Linked DNA regions of Homo sapiens: all the other regions are linked to region 2. Evidence: chromatin contacts called from ENCODE Hi-C or POLR2A ChIA-PET data. All regions are on one chromosome and are shown on one strand. Each heading gives the region's core, a stretch centred on a gene start or an enhancer-like site at or near the end of the contact. The rest is flanking DNA. Distances are from core to core; before and after follow the strand shown.

Evidence for each region. Hi-C counts contacts between places; a loop is a spot of excess contacts on that map. ChIA-PET counts read pairs that join two places held with the same protein, here RNA polymerase II (POLR2A). Pooled maps may share reads with other maps.
Region 1: a loop to region 2 is called in a pooled map, with 3 times the contacts of the local background. The contact joins two enhancer-like sites. A Hi-C loop is called at or near these places in 5 of 37 single-sample maps with no recorded cell type and 7 of 50 pooled maps. POLR2A ChIA-PET finds 5 or more read pairs at or near these places in 2 of 52 experiments (A673 and activated B cell).
Region 3: a loop to region 2 is called in a pooled map, with 2.1 times the contacts of the local background. The contact joins two enhancer-like sites. A Hi-C loop is called at or near these places in 1 of 168 maps with a recorded cell type or tissue (GM12878), 2 of 37 single-sample maps with no recorded cell type and 4 of 50 pooled maps. POLR2A ChIA-PET finds 5 or more read pairs at or near these places in 1 of 52 experiments (WTC11).

Annotation. Positions count from the first base shown.
Region 1 is chr12:116,059,121-116,062,143 of GRCh38, reverse strand. All of the region lies in intron 4 of MED13L (mediator complex subunit 13L), which reads left to right. Among named protein-coding and RNA genes, the nearest start is that of MIR620, 88 kb to the left of the region's middle. Within about 2 kb of position 1,268, at least 7 of the 41 ENCODE cell types and tissues checked have a DNase peak (open chromatin) inside an H3K27ac peak, as active enhancers do.
Region 2 is chr12:116,323,841-116,326,763 of GRCh38, reverse strand. No RefSeq gene overlaps it. Among named protein-coding and RNA genes, the nearest start is that of MED13L, 48 kb to the right of the region's middle. RefSeq lists enhancers at 1,259-1,318, 1,389-1,468, 2,528-2,737. Within about 2 kb of position 1,368, at least 6 of the 41 ENCODE cell types and tissues checked have a DNase peak (open chromatin) inside an H3K27ac peak, as active enhancers do.
Region 3 is chr12:116,696,395-116,699,554 of GRCh38, reverse strand. It overlaps LINC03088 (long intergenic non-protein coding RNA 3088), which reads right to left. Exons shown (of 2, transcript XR_007063473.1): 2 at 1,376-1,700. Among named protein-coding and RNA genes, the nearest start is that of LINC03088, 36 kb to the right of the region's middle. Within about 2 kb of position 1,579, at least 4 of the 41 ENCODE cell types and tissues checked have a DNase peak (open chromatin) inside an H3K27ac peak, as active enhancers do.

The DNA.
Region 1 (3,023 bases), core at 19-2,518, 260 kb after region 2:
ATGCACCACCATACCCAGAAAAAAGAAAATCAATAGAAGAGAATTGATTCAAGGTATTAATGTTAGCATGTGACTGTAATAGTTCATAATTTGGATTTCGGATAGAATTTTCCTTCCTTTTTTTTTTTTTTTTTTCGATGTGGAGTCTTGCTCTGTCTCCCAGGCTGGAGTGCAGCGGTGTGATCTCGGCTCACTGCAAGCTCTGCCTCCCGGGTTCACGCCATTCTCCTGCCTCAGCCTCCTGAGTAGCTGGGACTACAGGTGCCCGCCACCATGCCTGGCTAATTTTTTGTATTTTTAAGTAGAGATGTGGTTTCACTGTGTTAGCCAGGATGGTCTCGATCTCCTGACCTCATGATCAGCCTGCCTCGGCCTCCCAAAGTGCTGAGATTACAGGCGTGAGCCACTACGCCTGGCCTTGAATTTTCCTTTCTGATATGTTTTGTAACATGCTTATTTGAACTGTAAAATTTAAAATCTATTCCCAAACTCACATTAGGTAATTTGGGATGCGCATTGATGAAGGGATGATTTCATTCTGATTTGTGGTGGAGACTGTACTTAATTTTAGTAACTATCATGTCCTGAAGGTTATCACTTATTTTATCTTATTTTATGTTTATATATCTATGAGGTAGGCATTATTATCTTACTTTGTAGCATTGAAAACTGAAATACCGAGAAGTTAATTGACTTAAGGCAGCTTATAATAGGTAAGATGTAAACTCAGTTCTGCCTAATTGTATAACCCTCTGACATTGCCTTTCCTAGTGTTGAGAAATTGAGAATTTATTGTATACCTTAAAAATAAAAGATACATATTATTTGTAACTACTCTATATTTAAAAATAAAAATGCATCTGGATTTAAATACAACAATTTTATAATATGGAATTAAAAAAAACAGTTAATGTTTAGCTGTGAAAATAAACGAGTCTCATGACTTAAAAAAGAAAGTTAAATCTTGTCCTCTACCCACCCAGTTGCTTTAAAATAACTTAGAATGTTCTCAGTTAAAGATGAGAAAAGTAATCTATAGTCTTACTAAGTTAGTTTCCTGAGACCTCATATAGAAGCATTTAACTTAATGATCAGCTTGTTTATTGGCATGAGTGGAGTCTCAGAGATGGGAGGAGAAGAAGGCAGGAGATAGAAAATAAAAGAAGACACATATGCCCACATGCCATCATCTTGAGCTTTCAGTTTCTCATTTTAAAGATGATGCCATGTATGTGTCATAACTTCCTTCTCATCTCATTGCTTTCACTTCCATTTATCTTTAGTGAATTAATTTAGCAAAAGTCAAAGCTCCGTAAAGCAAGTATCTCGTGTGTGTGTGTGCTTAAGATAATAGTTGAACCTAAAATTTCCTTCCACAATACAGTCTAACAATTGGCATACATACTGTTGCTCTTAACATCTGAGACCTTAAAATATTTCTCCAATTTTTAATACTGTTTTTAACCCAAAGTAGTACTTTCAGTTAATTGTAATGTGAAAAAAGTGTACAGAATCATTGTCTTTATATTGTCTTTTGCAAATTTTTAGTTTTTTTTTTTTTTTTCCCTTGGAGTCTTGCTCTGTCGCCCAGGCTGGAGAGTTCAGTGGCATGATCTCGGCTCACTACAACCTCCACCTCCTGGGTTCAAGCAATATTCCTGCCTCAGCCTCCCGAGTAGCTGGGACTACAGGCACCCGCCACAGTGCCCGGCTAATTTTTTGTATGTTAATAGAGACGGGGTTTTACCGTGTTGCCCAGGCTGGTCTCAAACTCCTGACCTCAAGTGATCTGCCTGCCTCAGCCTCCCAAAGTGATAGTATTACCGGCGTGAGTTACCACGCCCGGCCTGTTTTTGTGAATTTTTCAAAATTAACTTTTTTTTTTTAATTTGAGGCTTATTAGAAATGTGTCTAATTCGAATAGAGTGGCAACTACTTGAGACAGTTTTAATGATCCAGAGAATGCTCCAGGCCCACAGAATGATGAGAGTGTCCTGGGCAGTGTTTTGTGATCCCTCCAGGAGCAATCTTGCGCTTAGTTTGCATTCCTCTCACAGTGTACACAGTCCAGCAGTGAAACTGCATACTGCACCTCTAGTATTAGAGGGTTTTTTTGCCCTGCAGTGTAGAAAAGACAAAGATTTTCCAAGCGTTTTCTTTAAGGGGTTCTATATCACAGTGATTTGTTTTGTTTCTTGTATATTTCAGTTTGTATTATGTAAAAAGTAATAGTGTATACATCAGATTTAAATAATAATTTAAAGCCTTTTTCTCCGTGCCTCCTTTATGTTTTTTACTCTTAATCCATTTTTCTTTTCCATCATTCTTCAAATATTAATTAAATTTAATAATTTATCTAAAAGCATATGTATTTAAAAATATATTTAAAAGCATAAAATACTTTTACAGTGTAAAAGAATTATGTAGGGTGGGTGTGGTGGCTCACACCTGTAATCCCAACACTTCAGGAGGCTGAGGCAGGCGGATCACCTGAGGTCAGGAGTTCGAGACCAGCCTGGCCAGCCTGGTGAAACCCCGTCTCTATTAAAAACACAAAAATTAGCTGGGCATGGTGGCGGGCGTCTGTAATCCCAGCTACTTGGGAGACTGACTCAGGAGAATTGCTTGAACCCGGGAGGCGGAGGTTGCAGTGAGCCAAGATCACACCCACTGCACTCCTGCCAAGGTGGTAAGAGGGAAACTCCTCACCAAAAAAAAAAAAAAAAGTACGGTATAATTTTTTACTGGAGGGTTATTGACAGTGAAATCAAGCTTGTTTAAGCAGGCCAGGCATGGTGGCTCATGCCTGTAATCTCAAAACTTTGGGAGGCCTAGGCAGGAGGATGGCTTGAGCCCAGGAGTTCAAGACCAGCCTGAGCAACACAATGAGACCCCATCTCTACAAACAATTAGCTGGGTGGGTTGGCACATGCCTGTAGTCCCAACCACTTGGGAGGCTCAGGTGGGAGGATTGCTTGAGTCTGGGAAGTTGAGGCTGCAGTGAGCCATGATCGCGTGACTGC
Region 2 (2,923 bases), core at 119-2,618:
TCCACTAGTAAACTGTAGTTCACCATTATTGAGTGCATGCTGTGCATATTTTCTATTGAAAAGCGCTCCAGCTTGGCATCAAATGGGCTCTAGCATTTATTAGCCTCAGGGTCTCCTCTGAAAAATGGGCAGGAATAGCACCTACCTGATAGTGTCAATGTAAGGATTCAGTAGGGTGGCTCGGCACCACAGGAAGTATTCAATATGGGCAATAATCACCATTGTCCTTGCAGAAGAAGCCTGGGCAGGAGAGAGATTTTTCTGTGCTGAAAAGACCTTTGTGACTGCTCTGAGCTCTTCAGGGAGACCAGTGGTGTCCAATTTAAAAGAGGGCTTATGGCCGGGTGCAGTGGTTCATGCCTGTAATCCCAGCACTTTGGGAGGCAAAGGCCGGTGGATCACTTGAAGTTAGGAGTTCAAGACCATCCTGACCAACATGGTGAAAGCCTGTCTCTACTAAAAATACAAAAATTAGCCAGGCATGGTGGCATATGCCTGTAATCCCAGCTACTTGGGAGGCTGAGGCATGAGAATTGCTTAAAACTAGGAAGTGGAGGTTGCAGTAAGCCGAGATGGTGCCATTGCACCCCAGCCTGGGCAACAGAGTGAGACTCCATCTCAAACACACACACACACACACACACACACACACACCCCAATAAAAGAGAGGTTAGATTGTCATGTCAGCACGTAAGGCAAAAATGAATGGGGTCAAATTACCCTTGAAAATTCTCTTCCCATAAAGTAGGGTGTATATGATATTGTTTATAACACATTCAGGTTAGAGAACCACTGAGTCAGACCACTGAAGGGAGTGAAAGATATGTTTACCTACAGCTGCCTGGGCATTGCAACCATTCTGTCTCTAAGGAAGTGAGTCTCAAGTAGGGGCAATTTTTGTCCCCTGGAGGACATTTGACAATGTCTTGAGACATTTTGATTGTCATTCCTAGAGCAAGGTATGCTGTTGGCGTCTAGTAGGTAGAGGCCAGCAATGCTGCTCAACATCGTGCAGTGTACAGGACAGCCCCCAAGAACAAATATCCAACCTGAATGCCAGTAGTGCTAAGGTTGAAAAGCTCTGCCTTACTATCAAGCCACACTTAGGAATGAGGGATGGGTAGAGTCTGCTAGGATGTTTCTGTTTGTCCTGGGGTTTAATTAGATGCCATATATAAAAGCCCTTAGCACAGGGCCTGGCACACAGTAGGTGCTTAATAAACATCTAATGGGTTTGAGGTTAAAGCTTGCTTGATGGGGCCTACTACATACACTCTGTTTTTGAAATGTGGTGGAGAAGAACTCACCACCTGCTTCCTGTCTTTCCAAGCAAAGCACTTTCTGTTTCACCCTGTTCACCAGTGATCGTTCTCATGGTGGCATCTTACATGAGAGGCTCTGAAGCCAGAACCAAAATCAGGTGTGATTCTACTGTATCACTAGTACCAAAACTTTCTTGTTTGTTTGTTTTTTGTTTTGTTTTTTAAGAGAAGGGTCTCACATCTGTCGCCCAGGCTGGAGTGCAGTGGTGTGATATTATGACTCACTGCAGTCTCAAACTCCTGGGCTCAAGAGATCCTCCTGTCTTAGCCTCCCAAGTGGCTAGGACTACAGGTACATGCCACTACACTCCACTAATTTTTTTTTAATTTTTGTAGAGATAAGTCTCGCTATGTTGCCCAGGCTGCTCTCTAACTCCTGGCTTCAAGTGATCCTCCAACCTTGGCTTCCCAAAGTGCTAGGATTACAGGTGTGAGCCACCATGCCCAGCCCTAGCGCAGAAACTTTCTAATTTGGATTCAAAACTAACAACTGTTCAGCTCTATATGGACAATCTTCTCTTGCACCACATGATTTCTGCAAAAGGAACTGTCACAAACAGAAACTCTACTTCCTCCTAACAGGCTGGATCTGAAATGGGAGTTCATGAGTCCAAGGCAAGGGAGTTGGAGGCTCGTTGGCCTGCATAGCCTAGAAAACTCTCAAGGCCCACAAAAGCAAGAAAATTGCTTTTAAATGAAAGAAAGATTTCCATTTCACTTCAACCCCTAATGCCTCACATAACTCTAACATCATTCCTGGTCCAACTGAAATATTTGAATCCAAATAGTCCTTAAGTCATTTGGACCCTATTCAAATGTGAATTCATCTCTTTAATCACTCTTCCTCTTATTTTTGAAATAAAGACTAATATTGAAAGTTAAGAGTCTATTTGTTAATTTTTTTTATTTAAGATTTTTTAATATAGGTTTGGTCACCATTGCTTTCTTCCCCATCATTCCTTTCTCATCATTGTCTTGAAGTTCCTAAACTTGTCTTTTTCTATTTTTAAAATTTCCCTTCATTTAAGTATTGTGGACAGCAGGCAGACTGAATAATGATGAATATGATTAATGTTCAGACTTAATAAGTCTTATGAAAAGACCTTTTTGTTCCAAGGGAAGGGATGTGATGTTTTGGCAGCATATAGTGTCACAGTGACAGAGTCAAATGTAGAGTAACCCAATGAAGGGACATAGCATGTCTTAGCCATACTTACCCTGAGAGGGAGTCACACATATAACAGCCTATTTAGATATGTCCAGAGAAGGGAAGGGATTTTCCCACAATGGCGTCTTTCTGTTTCACATCTGTCTTGGGAGCTTTCGTGAATTGAAATGCTGACTTGGTGTATCTGTATGAAATGGAGTGAGACACATTATCCTCAGAAGCACAGCACCTTCTCCTTGAAGTTCTCCTTCTACTAGAACAGCTATGATAGAAGAGAAGACTATACCAGGATCCAGGAATGGCAAATACACAGACCATCCACCACTCTCCATGGCCCTCCTCATGGCGGACATTACCAGTCAATCACAGCACCGTTCCCCTCCCCACATAGAGAACCCAGACTTGGAGTCACAATATTTGCCCAGAACCATTC
Region 3 (3,160 bases), core at 330-2,829, 370 kb before region 2:
TGTAACCTCTGCCTCCTAGGTTCAAGTGATTTTCCTGCCTCAGCCTCCCAAGTAGCTGGGATTACAGACATGTGTCACCACGCCTGGCTAACTCTTATATTTTTAGTAGAGACGGGGTTTCACCATGTTGGCCAGGCTGGTCTCGAACTCCTGACCTCAGGTGATCCACCCGCCTCAGCCTCCCAAAGTGCTGGGATTACAGGTGTGAGCCACTGTGCCCGGCCTCTATTGGGTTTTGACATTGTCAAATTATCTTCTATACTGAGAGATTAAATTCAAATTCCCTTTCCTTGAATAACCTTTCTAATGGGCCGGGCATGGTGGCTCATGCCTGTAATCCCTGCACTTCGGGAGGCCGAGATGGGAGGATTGCTTGAGGCCAGGAGTTCATGATAAGCCTGGTTAACATAGAGAGGCCCTATCTCTATCTAAAGAAAAAAAATCCTTTCTACTGACCAGAGACACTTCTTTGGAGACCTTCATTTGGGGCCTAGACACTTAATAACAGTAATGACACCATGGGAAAAGAGCTGTCCAATCAACAACTGGGAATGGGGTAGTTTGGCCTGCAGAGCGGGAAAATCATAGGCAGATGCAACAGACCGCTGAATGCAGAGGTCTGCAAACTGTTTTCATAAAGGGCCAGACAGTAAAAATATTTCCAGCTTTCTAGGCCTTATACTTTCTCTAGCAGTCACTTAACCCTGCTGTTTTAGCTTGAGAGTAGCCAGAAACAATATGTAAACCAATGAGCATGGCTGTATTCCAATAAAACTTTAAAGAAAGGTCAAGGGCTGGATTTAGCCCTTGGGCCATAGTTTGCCAACCCCTGGCTTAGCAGACCAGCCTCAATTGCTCAAACTCCTTTCCCTGTGTTGTTCTTTATTTTAGAGGCTAAGTGCTAGAAAAGCTGGAATCTTCTTCTAAATGCTCCTAAATGCAGGTTGCAGAAAAACCATGAAAGGCCACCTTCAGAGAAGGACATTGACCAAGTAGAAGCAACAGGAATTTGGATTTCTATCCGTACAACAGATGCTCAGAAATGACAATTGTATGCTCTTCCCATTGTCCCTCAATGGAAGGCTGGGTGTTTTAATTAGCTAATGTTGGCAAATTGCTTTGAAGAAAATTGTAAAATGTTTCATCCTACAAGTGCCAAGAGTCTTAATTAGCTTTCCTTAAAGATACCACCTGGAAATGTGATATTGTGTTGCTTGAGGTCCAAGCGTGCAAGAATAACCTGCAGATGAAAAACCGGTTTTTAAGCAAACATCACCGAATAAATGGATCTCTGCATCGACGTCACATTTTCTTCCTCCGGCTGAATCTGATTCCCAGCAGCTGGGGTATTAAACCCCACAAATGGAGGTTGTGGTGGTGGTGGTGGTGGTTTTATTCTGCGAGAGCCTGGTGACAACGGGGGCATGAAACAAATTAACCCATCTATTTGTTGCCGCCGCCGTTGCCTTTAGGATTTTTAGCCTGTGCACTGGAGGCCCGGCTCTGGCGTGTCAAGGTTACAGAGAAGAGGAGGCTGGCAGCCACTCAATCATACAGCAGGGCTGGCTCTCAGATAACCCGGTCGGGGAGAGATGTGTGCATGCTCTGTCGCTCTTAACAGCTGGATAATGAATTTGCACTCCAACACTCTTGTTTCTTGTGGTGGCAGCCACGACAGCAGCAGCATCTGATCTGTGTCACTGTCAGAAGCAAGTGAGATGTAGTTAATATGGACCTTAGCCACTGAGATGCATTGATTTGGAATCTCTGGCCTCTGACAAAGTCCCCGCTAAGTTGGTGGGGCCAGGCCCCGTGTGAGAGGAGGTGGCAGGGTTTAGGGGGAATCAGGGGTCAGGATTCCTCAGTCTTGGCACTAGTGACATTCGGGGCTGGGTGACTGTGGTGGGGGCTGTCCTGGGCACTGCAGGACGTTCAGCAGCATCCCTGACCTCTCCACCCCCTAGATGCCGGTAGGAGCCAGCATCCCCAGCTATGACAACCCCGAATGTCTCCAGACATGGCCTAGTCTCCAGTGTCCTCTGGGGGGCACAATCGCCACTAGTTGAGAGCCACTGGCTTAGGGTTAGAAGCAGGGCTTGGAGTCCCTTTTGTCAAGGACACACCTGGAGCAGGGACCTCATGGAAAGTCAGCTCCAAGGTGGCTCTTGATTTCTGTCTCGCACCCTCAACTAATCCCTCAGCAAATCCCTTCTAGAAGCTACAGCCTGGATGGCGCAGTCTTTTTTTTTTTTTTTTTTTTTTTTTTGAGACAGAGTCTTGCTCTGTCATCCAGGCTGGAATGCAGTGGCATGATCTCGGCTCCCTGCTCCCTCCACCTCCCGGGTTCAAGTGATTCTCCTGCCTCAGCCTCCTGAGCAGCTGGGATTACAGGCACCTGCCACCACGCCCAGCTAATTTTTGTATTTTTAGTAGAGACAGGGTTTCAGAATGTTGGCCAGGCTGGTCTCGATCTCCTGACCTCAAGTGATTCGCCCGCCTTGGCCTCCCAAAGTGCTGGGATTACAGGCGTGAGCCATTGCGCCCGGTCCTGGATGACACATTCTGATCCAGACCACACCTTACCACCCTGGGGCTCCTCTTCCCCTTCCAGCCCCTACATTTCTTGCCTAGGTGACCCAGCATCCTCCCACCTAGTCCCCAGCTCCTCTCGGCTCCTCCTAGGCTGTTCTCCTTGCAGCAGCCAAAGGAACCCTTTGGAAGCTTAAGTGAGAGCATCTCTGGCCCTGCTGGGACCCCCAGGCTCCATCACACTTAGGCTGAAACCCCCAGATCTCTCCCTCGAGGCGTGCATGCTCCCACCTGCAGTGAGGGCGCCTCCTCCAACCCCATCCCCTCTGCCTGAGACCTTCCGTCCACAGACATCCTTCATCTGCTCTGGGTCCTTGCTCAAGTGTCCCTCACCGGAGGCCTTCCCTGACCCCTGCCTTGAACAGCAGTCCTCTGTCTTCCCTAGCCCAGGAGTTATCAGCCTGGGCACCAGTGACATTTAGGTCTGGATAATTCTTTGTTGCGGGGGCTGCCCTGTGTGTTGAAGGGTGTTTAGCAGCCCCCCTGGCCCCTACATTCCAGCACCTCCCTCCCCAGATGATGACAACCAAAAGTATCTCTAGACATTTCGAGATGTTCCCTGGGGGGCAAC